2 separate regions of the Homo sapiens genome follow, and region 2 is linked to region 1. The links are chromatin contacts, found by Hi-C or POLR2A ChIA-PET in ENCODE. All regions are on one chromosome and are shown on one strand. The core of a region is the stretch at or near the end of the contact, and the rest is flanking DNA. Distances in the headings are between cores, read along the strand shown.

Region 1 (5,472 bases), core at 1,502-4,001:
TTCTTTGCCTTTAAATGTTCTTCGATGAAGTTGCTGGAAAAATGTTTCATCCACACCATGAGCATCTTGAGGGCATGAACTACATACTATCCTTCTCTTTGTCCCCAGCAACCTAGGACAGTACCTAAGCCAGTATTTGGCATATGGCAGGCAATTGGTAATGCTTATGGAATACATTTGGCTGAAATAATGCCGACAGCATTATCAATAACAAAAAAGTGTTTAAATCACATTTGGATGGAAGGAAGAAAAGGTCAACAGCTGTATGAGGAAGTGAAGTAGAATTAATCCAATTTACCAAAACAGCGGATGGCTGCCATGGTAACAATCTGATGCAGCAACTCAGTTTAGATCTCTTCCACTTGAACATGAGAGGAAGACAAATATTGTACTTGTTAATCTCACATCAGGAGGTGAGGCTTAGGACACAAGTCTACCAGGTGACACCGGTGCCCATTAAATGTAGTAATCTCTGAAGAATTTGGAAAGGCAACATGATAATAATAATTCCACCAATAATATTAATTCCTGGTTTGTACACTGACCCAGGTCATTTCAATCATTTAAGGTTGTGTGTGAAATATTTGTTGCTGAGACTAGACAACTGTGAAAAACAGATCCACATGTATGCATACATCATATCCAATATGATGTGGACTCACCCTGCCTCATTCCTAAAATTCTTACTTTTTTTAACTAGCTGCACCCAAACTAAGTTACAGATGAAAGATGACTCAAATAAAGAGTATAGGTTGTAGCAGTGTTTAAATTTTGCTACTTCCCTGGTTGGGGAGTAACTCATTTGTAAATAACAGAAAAGATCGTTACACACCCACTTTCTCTACACAACCCTTCTATGGCAGTGAGTCACTCTCCATGCCCAATATTCCCCTTACTTTCCAAGCTGGAGGGAGAAGTTGGGAGGAGAAGGAAGTGAGGGCTTCCAATGAACAAGCACACTGACAACCTTCCAGGGATACTTCCTTTTCAATGTTCTGTCTCAGATGTGCAAACTGCCAACCAAAATGATGCCTTTCAGAGCGTCTTAATAACGACAGCCAGAGCTCAGCAAAATTTCAGCTAAAATCCAAACATAAAGCAGAAAAACACTTAACAGCACTGAAATGTGTGTATCGCTGGGGCATGAAGTGAAAAATAGCAGCTGGAGACACCCACCACACCAAGGCATGGACAAATGCAAACGAAACTCAAAAAGAAAATCTGAGCCTCTCTCCCTCCAGGCCCTGAAATCCCACCTGCAGGCATCCCCTTACCTCCTGATAATTAAGTCCGTGACTTGACACGTTATTTCTGTCAGAGCAGTAAGAGCAGAGAATATACTGTGTCATTTTATCATTTTATTCCGTCACATAAAAAGTGAGTTTTTCAGTTCACAAAATTTGGGTCAAATCTCTGCTGTTTAACTGGGCAAGTCCCTTAACGTCTGTCTAATTTCTAGGTCTAAGTTCAGAAATAAGCTAGCCTACCTTCTAGGGATGTTATGAAAATTAAATGCGTGAACTCTGTAAAATGCCTAGCAGGTACATCAATCAATATTTGTGTCCAGCAATGTAAAAGCCCAACAAAGTTTCCTTTTCTATAGTCTTAGGAAAACGACAAATCAGAAAACTATTACAGAGGACGCCAAATTGGCAAACAGCCCGGGCCCCAGCCCTGGGGTGAGAGCCTAAGGCCTGGGGTAGAAGGTGACGTAACCAGGACGCGGTGAGATGTGGCGCGCGCGCCTAAACTCGCGCGGGGCGCCAGCAGCTGCAGATTTCAGGAGAGCTCCTGTAATGAACACGCCGCCCTTTGCAGGCTCAGGATTCAGCACGTAAAACTTTCTCCCCAAACGCTGACTCTCTGACTCCTTTTTCTTAACTCTAGCGGATCTTGGAAAAGTCAAAGCGAGTAGGTGAAGGAAGACAAGCAACTCACAGAGAAGACTAGGGGGGGGGGCCATTGGGTCTGCACACCTGCAAGTAAGTGGGAAGAAGCAAGCAGGAAGCGCCAGAATAACCTCCCGCCCCCAGCTCACACTCGCACCTGGGAATGAACTTGGCTTCGTCCCCAAGTCGCGCCTGGAAATCCTGCCAAGCCCGGCCGGGACTCGCCGGGCCGCACGAGGTGGCCAGCGCCGCCGCCGCGTCCTCGTCGCCTTCGTCCTCCTCGCTGTCGTGTGTCTCCGGCCCCGCCTCAGACACGGCGGGCGCGGGATCCAGAGGACCCCAGTCCCGGCGCCGCCCCCCGCGGAGGGACCCGAGGAAGCCACGCGCGAACTCCTGGAAGGTGATGGCGCCGTCACGGTCGGCGTCCAGCCGCTGGAATACTGCCTCGGCGTCGGCCGGCCGCACCCGCAGCTCCGTGCACAGTGCCCGGAACTCCTCGCGCTCCAGGCGCCCCGAGCGGTTCGCGTCGCAGGCGGCGAAGACTGAGCGCAGCCGGGCCAGCTCCTCTCCGTCCCCATCCGCCTCCATCCCGCCTGGCGGGGGCGGCCGAGAGGGCTCCGGAGCGCCGCGGGGCGCAGGGCCCTCCCTGGAAGGACGGGGCCACCTGCTGCCGCCGGGAGGCCCGGCGAGTTTGGCTCGTCCGGCTGGTTCGGCCACTTGAGGGAACGTCGGGCGGGGCGAGGAACGTCGGGGGTGGCCGAGCGGCTCCCTTCGACGACGGTTCGGGCCAGCCCCCAACAGGTCCCGGGAGCGGTGGGGTGCGCCCGGGCTCCAGGCACCGCCAAGGAGCGCCTCCTGCGACTGAGCGCCCAAGCGCCGAGGTGGCTCTCGCCACTTTCCCGGCGGGTGCAGCTCCGCCCAGCCAGGGAGGAGGAGCGCGCGCCACCGCTTCTCCAGTTCCCACGCCCCGGAGTCCACCGCTGCTTGCCGCGCAGGTGGGGGAGACCTGGCTGGCCGGAACTGGGATTCGGGGGGAGCATTGCCCTTCGGCGTAAGCGCTGCTCAGGTAGAGCCCAGCGCTCCGCTTCTCCACAGAACGTGCTGGCGCGCGCGTCAGAAGCTAACCGCACAGAGGTAAGGTAGGTAGGGGTAGGATTCCGAATGGGTTAAGTGCATTTTATTATCTTACTCCCGAAACTTGATAAACTTCTTTATATAGAAGTTTCTTACAAACCAAAGTACAAGATTTACCAGAAGACCCCATTCTCAATTTTACTGGCTTTCGTTAACGCATTTTTGTGCGTCTAACGTTAAGGTCCCACTGCTTAAACACAGATCTTCCAGATCTCCAATTCCACATTTTTTCTCAATCCTTGTCTCCAAAACCTGAGAAAAAATTTGATAAACAAAATCGTTTGGCAGACAGCATTGTTTAAACAAAGACTGAGGTCGTTTTGTAGGTTTTTTTACTTAAACAAACTTTATGGAAATTACATATCCAAAGGTAGGTTACCCTTTGGTTTTAAACACTTTTTTCGACAATACTATTGTTTCTTTAACACTGCTTAATGGATATGAGATCTTTAAAATCCACCCATTTTGATCCTTTTAAACACTTTTTCCATCCTTTTCCAGGAGACCCTCAGTCTGTCATACGGCTTATGTAACCGTGCCTTTAGGCGATTCTCATAGCCTGTGAAGATATATTTGGCTCATTTTTACTTTATTTACATTATCCATTTCCTCCACATTTTAGACTTTCTGACTCTGTATTTTTCTTTTATCTCATTCTGGATTCTCTTTATCGTTTATTACTTTGATTTTTTAAAAATGTGATCATTAAGTAAGGGATATTACTGACACGTTCCTACTAGGCTAGTGTTCTTAAACATAAAGCTAAGTGCTAAACATCTGGGGAACTATTTCCTCTTGAATTGTACAATAAACATGGTCAACACTAACAGCTTCTATTAAACTGTAACTACTACTGATAACCCCCATCTGAAAATTTAACTGGTAAATTATGAGAGGCATTCCATTAGAAGTCCTGGTCTTAGCAACCTAATTGCTAAGTGAATATAGTTGTATACAGTTGGACAGCTAATACAATGAATCTTATCATTAGTGCAATGTAAGTTGTTATTGATTTTGAGCTTATGTGCTTTCCTGTTTATTCTAAAGATTGATTTTTCCATATGAATTTAAAAGTAGCTGGCTTGGTAATGCCTTTAAAGCTTTACAAATATACTTATTAAACTAAATCTTTGAACTATTATTATATTTATACTGTTAGCAACTAATGGATATCTATGTCTTTAAAAATAGATGCTTTCATGTTTTTAACTGCTTAGGAAGAAGTGCTTTTTTGAAGATTGCTTGCACAACTTTATTCCTGAATTTTTACTCTGACCTTTGTGCTCATTTTTTCTGAATTCTTATGTTCTGTGACCTGCTTTGCCCTTTCCCTAAGCCCCTTCATTGAAGAGTCATCAAGAAACACGAATTGGCCTGGCACAGTGGCTCATGCCTGTAATCCCAGCACTTTGGGAGGCTGAGGTGGGTGGATCACTTGAAGTCAGGAGTTCGAGACCAGCCTGACCAACATGGTGAAAGCCTGTCTCTACTAAAAATACAAAAAATTAGCTGGGCGTGGTGGCGGGCACCTTTAGTCCCAGCTACTTGGATAGCTGAGGCAGGAGAATCACTCGAACCTGAGAGGCAGAGGTTGCAGTGAGCCGAGATCGCGCCACTGCACTCCAGCCTGGGCAACAGAGCAAGACTATGTCTCAAAACAAAAAACACAAAACAAAAACAAAAAACACACAAATTATTCCAAATGTCTTGTGCATGCATTTTTCTTATTCTTATTTCTACCAATATTAATATACTTCAGACCTCCGATATCAGTTATTTATCACTGCATAACAACAGTAGTGATCTAAAAGTGCTACCATTTTATTTGTTCATAATTCCATTATCATCAATTTGGGCAGGGCTCAGCTAGGTGGTTTGTCTGCTGGCTTGCCTGGGATCTCTCAGGTGGTTTTCTTGTTGACTCAACTGGGGCTGGATGGTTATAGAGTCTCACTCATTTTTCTGGAAGCTGGTGCTGGCTGTTGGCTGGGCCATGTGTCTTCAGGAAGCTAGCATGAGTTTTGTCACATGGTGGCAATGTTCCAAGCGAGTAAGCCCCAGTGTACAAGTGCTCTTCAAGCTTTAGCTTATGTCATATTTGCTGATATTCCATTGACAAGTCACATTGGCAAGTCACATGGCCAAGCCCTAAGTCAGTGTGGGAAGGGACTACAAAAAAAACAGGGATACAGAGAAATGTACTTCATTGGAGGCTCTTACTGTTACAATATACCATACCTAAGGTAAAGAGACAGCCTCTAATATATTCTCCCAGGCTCTTGTCCTAACATCCTGTTTATTCTGCACAACCACAGCTGGACAGTCCTTCTCAAACACCAATTATTCTATCATTCTCTACTCTTTAATTCTCAATCAGTCAACAATTTTGTTTCGCAGGGGACATTTGGCAGTGTCTGATGACATTTTTGGCTGTCTTAATTTGATAAGG
Region 2 (5,472 bases), core at 1,622-4,121, 70 kb after region 1:
AAAGTCAGTTGCCTCAGTAGTACAAAGTGAAGAAAAGCAATATGAGTTCCATGCTCAGAGATGACATTCTTTAGAGCTCACATTCTTGAAGTCAGTCTTTCTATTTTCCATTTTACCCCTGAATCTCAGATACCTAAATGGCTTTTCTGGATAATCTCATCTTTTAAAATACTTTGTAATCTATCCTTGTGTAATTTTTTTAAGACTTTATCTTTTTAGAGCTGTTTTAGTTTCACAGCAAAATTGAGTGGGTGGAAGGTCTAGAGACTTTACATAAACCTTTAGCCCCCACATGTTCATAGCCTCCCCAATTATCAACATCCCATATCAGAACTGCACATATGTTAAAAGCAATGAACCTACATGGACACATCATTATCATCAAAGTCCATAGTTCACATTAAGGTTCACTCTTGGTGCTGTACATTCTATGGGTTTGGACAAATCTTGTGTAATTTTCTATTCAGCAGAATAAACCACATTTTCTCCTGAGAATCAATTGTTAAATACCACACTGACACAGTATTGAAACCATCTGACTCACATGGGAGCAACACACTAGCTTTTATTCATTCATTCAATCAATCATTTGTTCAATACTTATTGAGTACCTGCTGCGTGTTAAGCACTGAGCCAAGCAGTCAGCATACAAGGAAACAAGTATAATGTTCTTGTCTTCAGTGACTCACAGCCTCATGAAAGGAAACCAATACCCAACCCAGACAGCTTACAAACACACAGGGTGATGAGCAATGTGTATAAGTGCTACAAAACACTGACAAAGGAGCAAATACCCAGGTTGTCCTAGTTCCTCCAAAGCTGGCAGGACAATTCGAGAATAAAAGGGACTAAATTATCTTGTCACCTAATATTTGTTGAAGGCTTACCATGTGCAAGGCACTGAACAAGTGTCCTGGACTGGCATCCTTAGCTTCAGGTTCTGGTTTTAGCTCTAACACTAGCTAGCAGTGTGATGTTTCTGTAACACTCTACTTCTAGCTCCTAGTTCCTCATGTGAAAAAAAAGTGAAACAGTCAGACAACGTGATCTCCTGGGTCCTTTCTAACTCTGACCCTAGGGCGTTTCTTCAAACAACAGGATTTGTTCACAAATGACAGGATCATCTATGTATAAAATATTTTCAATGAACAAAACAGTCATGTGGCCAATAAGCAATTATAGAAAAGTTACAGGAAACAAATATTGTACATGGCATTACATAAATGCCAATAACAGAGAAAATAAATTATTTTGCATCTGAGGGCAAAAAAATTATGAGATAGGTTGTTAGAGAAGAGGAGGGGTATTGTTGGATTGAAAGGAAACAATTTATCCAAAAGGCAGACTTGAGGACAGTGTCACCCAGCAGGAGGTATCCTCTAACAACTGTATACTGGATTTTCAACATATGAAAGCTAGAGGGTTAGAAGACAGCTCATCACACTGAAACATAATCTCAAAAATAGAAAGCTTATTGATAAGTGTCTCAAAATGTGGCTATACTACCAAGAAGCCATTCAATTTGATAAGGACTGATCTCGCTCGGCAAAGATTTTCCAGGGCCATTCTGGATTGCAGTGGATCACTTCTAAATCTCTTAAATCTCTTCCAGTCTAGCTATATAAATGCCAAGACTCCACACAGTCATTGGCACTGATGTAGGAGTTACAGCATTAACTCTCTCTGATCCATGAAAACTAAACATCTAAATGGGTATACTCTAAGCTATATAAGATTTAAAATAATGGTACCTTTTAATATAGTCAGCCCAAATCATCCCTTTGTGGCTTGCATATATATAGGATGTCTACAGAATTTGTAAAGACAAATCTTTTTTGATCAGTTCATCTTTCTACCTGGAGACAACTCTGGTAATAATGGTCTAAAACAACATTCCCAAAGTATGTTTCATAGAACCAATATTAAATTAAAAAAGAGGGTTTGGTGATAGAACACATTTTCCAAAGATGGTATTAATAACAACACTATTTCCCATCCTACATGTTCTTCTAGAACTTTACTACTTCCTCAACAAGATGTAGAATTGAATTCCCCTGTTCTTAAACCTGGGTGGGCTTGTGACCACTTGTAATAAAAAAAATACAATGAAAGCAGCACTGCATAACTTCCAAGATTATGTCATAAGAGTCATGGCATCTTCTACTTGGTGAGTTGCCATACTGGCATCAGAACTCGGAGCTACCATGTAATAGTCTTACCTGGAGAAAGCCATGCTGTGAGGAAACCCAATCTAGCCTACATAGAGAAGCCACAAGGAAAAGCTCTAACATGGCAGGAAGACAGATGACCAGCAAGTCTCCAGTGGTTTTTGCCACTTGTTATTTTGGACAGCCACCTCCTAATCTCCTAACTACAATGCTTGAAACATCCTAAGCCAGAAGAAGCACCCAGGTGAATCCTTCCCAGATTCCTGACCCATGGACACTCTAGGTGATATTAAGTGATTATTGTCTTATGCCTCTAAGTTTTAGGGCAATTAGTTTCACAGCAATACTAAGAGGTCTCATAACAAAATTTGGGCAAAACTAGGTTAAACCAAACTCTATAGATTTTTGCTTTCCCCTTCAGGATTTTTTCAGAGGCTTTCATATGCTAATGAGCATGTTCATCTTCAAGACTGACATTAGTATGCAGTATTTCCCAATTTATTTCCCCAAGCAACTATTTCTATAGCTATTATCAAGGGATAACTTTGGAAAATGCTGGGCTAAATTAATGCTCTCTTCTCATTTGTAGATTTCTCTCTTTCCAGTGATCTGAGCTAAAGATAATGAAGATTTTACTTTACCATGGTAATAAATTGAAGAACAAACAGCTATTGCCCAGCCCAGAAAGAGCCACCTCTTGGTAACTCCTGTGTGTGACATAAACTCATACCAGCAGTATCACAGAGCAAACAGCATAAACTCTGAATGCCACTCACTATTTGCTTTGCCAATAATAGTTCCAGGATGTACTGTTCTTCCAATGGGCTTAACAAACATTTCGATGCACTGAAATTTCATAATCCTCTGGCTCTTCTGACTATCTTACTTTCAAACTGAAAAGCTCTAAGAAAAAAAGAAAGAGAGAGAGATTTTGTTCCTAACCTCTTTGAGAGGAATGAAAGAATTATGCAGCAAACTCCACTCCAGTGTAGCATCAGTTCCTTACTTGGCTTTAAAATAGAGTACTTCTCCTGTCCAGAAACTCCTGGAAGACCAAGGAAAAGGACTCCAACACTAGTGATTAGGAAAATTTTGCTCACTTTTTAATTGTTTAAAAACAAGAGACAACATTGAAAAATTTAGAAATAGTTCATTTTTAAAATCAAATATGTGAAATGGTAATTAAGCTAAAGGAGTCAAACCTTAGTAAATATATAACAAGGGATTATCACTTACTGATTTGATAAAAGAACAGGAGTGAGGAGTTACTCATCTGATTCCCAATTAGTCACTATATGAATACGTCGAATGATCTAACCTATGACTCAGTTTCTCCACAAATAAAATGCCACTCTGTTTTCTAGCCCCTTTACCTAAAGTCTAGTCAAAGTTAGAGCTAGGACTGGGATGAAGACAATGAGGCACTCTCCATCAGTGCAAAATTTAAAAGGACACCAAAAATCTCAGTAACCAAGTTAAATAATATTTAGTGCAATTGTTTTTAAAAATCAAAATAATGCAAACAAAATCTATGATTAACAAAAGGTCAAAACTTTCAATAAAAATTTATCAATAATACTGATTTTCCCCTTTCCCTGAGGTTCCAATATGGCTCAGAATGGTGCTCTTACTGAGCTCTAAAACTCACACAAATTGAGTTCCACCAATTCATCATATACACAGTAATTAAGGCAAATAAGAAACCAATGCTTATTTTAGTTCCCCCATGCAATTCACAGGTATTCTCTTACATAGAGATCACACTTATCTACTTATCGAAGCAAATCACTTCAGGATTCTGCACTAGTCCAAATTATGATAGTCAACATTAACAATATAGGTATGGGTATACACATAGACATACATGTAGATATCTGTACAGATATCAATACTAACATACATAGGTATACACCAAATGTACCGAAGTGGAATTTTCCCACTTACATCCAGACTTTCTGATCCCTCTTCTCTCCCTCCCTACTCTCAGCCACCTGACTAGCAGAGGTGGTTTTACTGTACTTTCACAGAGAAGTGTAACAGAGAATACATGGGATAGAAACTCATGTCTTGTCCAGAAAATCCTGTGAAGAACACTTAGTCCACACCTTTTACCAAAGAGCTTTCTCATTTGATCACACTGATTGCGAACAGATTCTTTCCCCCAACAAAGAATTTGTTCCTCTTTGATCACAATAGCGCACACACACACACACACACACACACACACACACACACACATATATATATATCAGATAAGATAGGGCCTTTGTTCAGTTTAAATACAAAGTTGGTACCAAATGAAATAAAACCTCATTACACCAGGCTTGTTACCCACAGATTGGAGCTCATAGATTTTAAAAAATTACTTCTTTCTAATTATTAATATATGTCCATTACAGAAGAATAAGTAAACAAAAGAAGAAAGTAAGAGCTACCTACAATGGGGTCATAAACTAGTGCCAGCTGCTTTAGAAAACAGTCTAGCAGTTCCTCAAAATATTAAACACGGAGTTATCATATGACCCAACAATTCCACTTCTAAGGGTACACCCAAGAGAATTGAAAATAAACACATGTCTACACAAAAACTTGTACATAAATGCTCGTAGCAGTATTTTCACAACAGCCAAAATGTAGAAACACCCAAATGTCCATCCACCAGTGGTATCTCTATATCATGAAAATATTCAGCCATAAAAAGGAATGAAGTACTGATGCATGCTACAGTATGGATGAACTTTGAAAACCTTATGCTAAGTGAAAGAAGACAGACACAGAAGGCCACATACTGTATGATTTCACTTACATGAAACATCCTGATTAAGGAAATTCATACAGACAGAAAGTAGATTGATGATTGTTAGGAACTGGGGAGAGGGGTAATGGGGAGTAACTGCTAGGGGGTACAGGATTTCTTTGGGGTAGTGAAAATATTCTAAAATTAGATAGTGGTGATGGTTGCACAACTCTATGAATATACTAAAAATGCATGGATGAAGCTGGAAACCATCATTCTGAGCAAACTATCTCAAAGACAAAAAACCAAACACTGCATGTTCTCACCCATAGGTGTGAATTGAACAATGAGAACACTTGGACACAGGAAGGGGAACAGCACACACCGGGGCCTGTCGTGGGGTGGGGGGAAGAGGGAGGGATAGCATTAGGAGATATACCTAATGTAAATGAGTTAATGGGTGCAGCAAACCAACATGGCACATGTATACATATGTAACAAACCTGCACGTTGCGCACATGTACCCTAGAACTTAAAGTATAATTTAAAAAATAAATAAATAAATAA

The links. A loop is a pair of places that touch in the nucleus more often than their neighbours do. ChIA-PET counts read pairs that join two places held with the same protein, here RNA polymerase II (POLR2A).
Region 2: a loop to region 1 is called in a map of Calu3, with 2.5 times the contacts of the local background. The contact joins the enhancer-like site here to the promoter of RASEF in region 1. A Hi-C loop is called at or near these places in 1 of 168 maps with a recorded cell type or tissue (Calu3). POLR2A ChIA-PET finds 5 or more read pairs at or near these places in 1 of 52 experiments (MCF 10A).

The regions. Positions count from the first base shown.
Region 1 is chr9:83,060,391-83,065,862 of GRCh38, forward strand. It overlaps RASEF (RAS and EF-hand domain containing), which reads right to left and starts at 2,752. Exons shown (of 17, transcript NM_152573.4): 1 at 2,047-2,752. The coding sequence starts at 2,477.
Region 2 is chr9:83,130,045-83,135,516 of GRCh38, forward strand. It overlaps a transcript of RASEF not described here. Among named protein-coding and RNA genes, the nearest start is that of RASEF, 70 kb to the left of the region's middle. Within about 2 kb of position 2,872, at least 2 of the 41 ENCODE cell types and tissues checked have a DNase peak (open chromatin) inside an H3K27ac peak, as active enhancers do.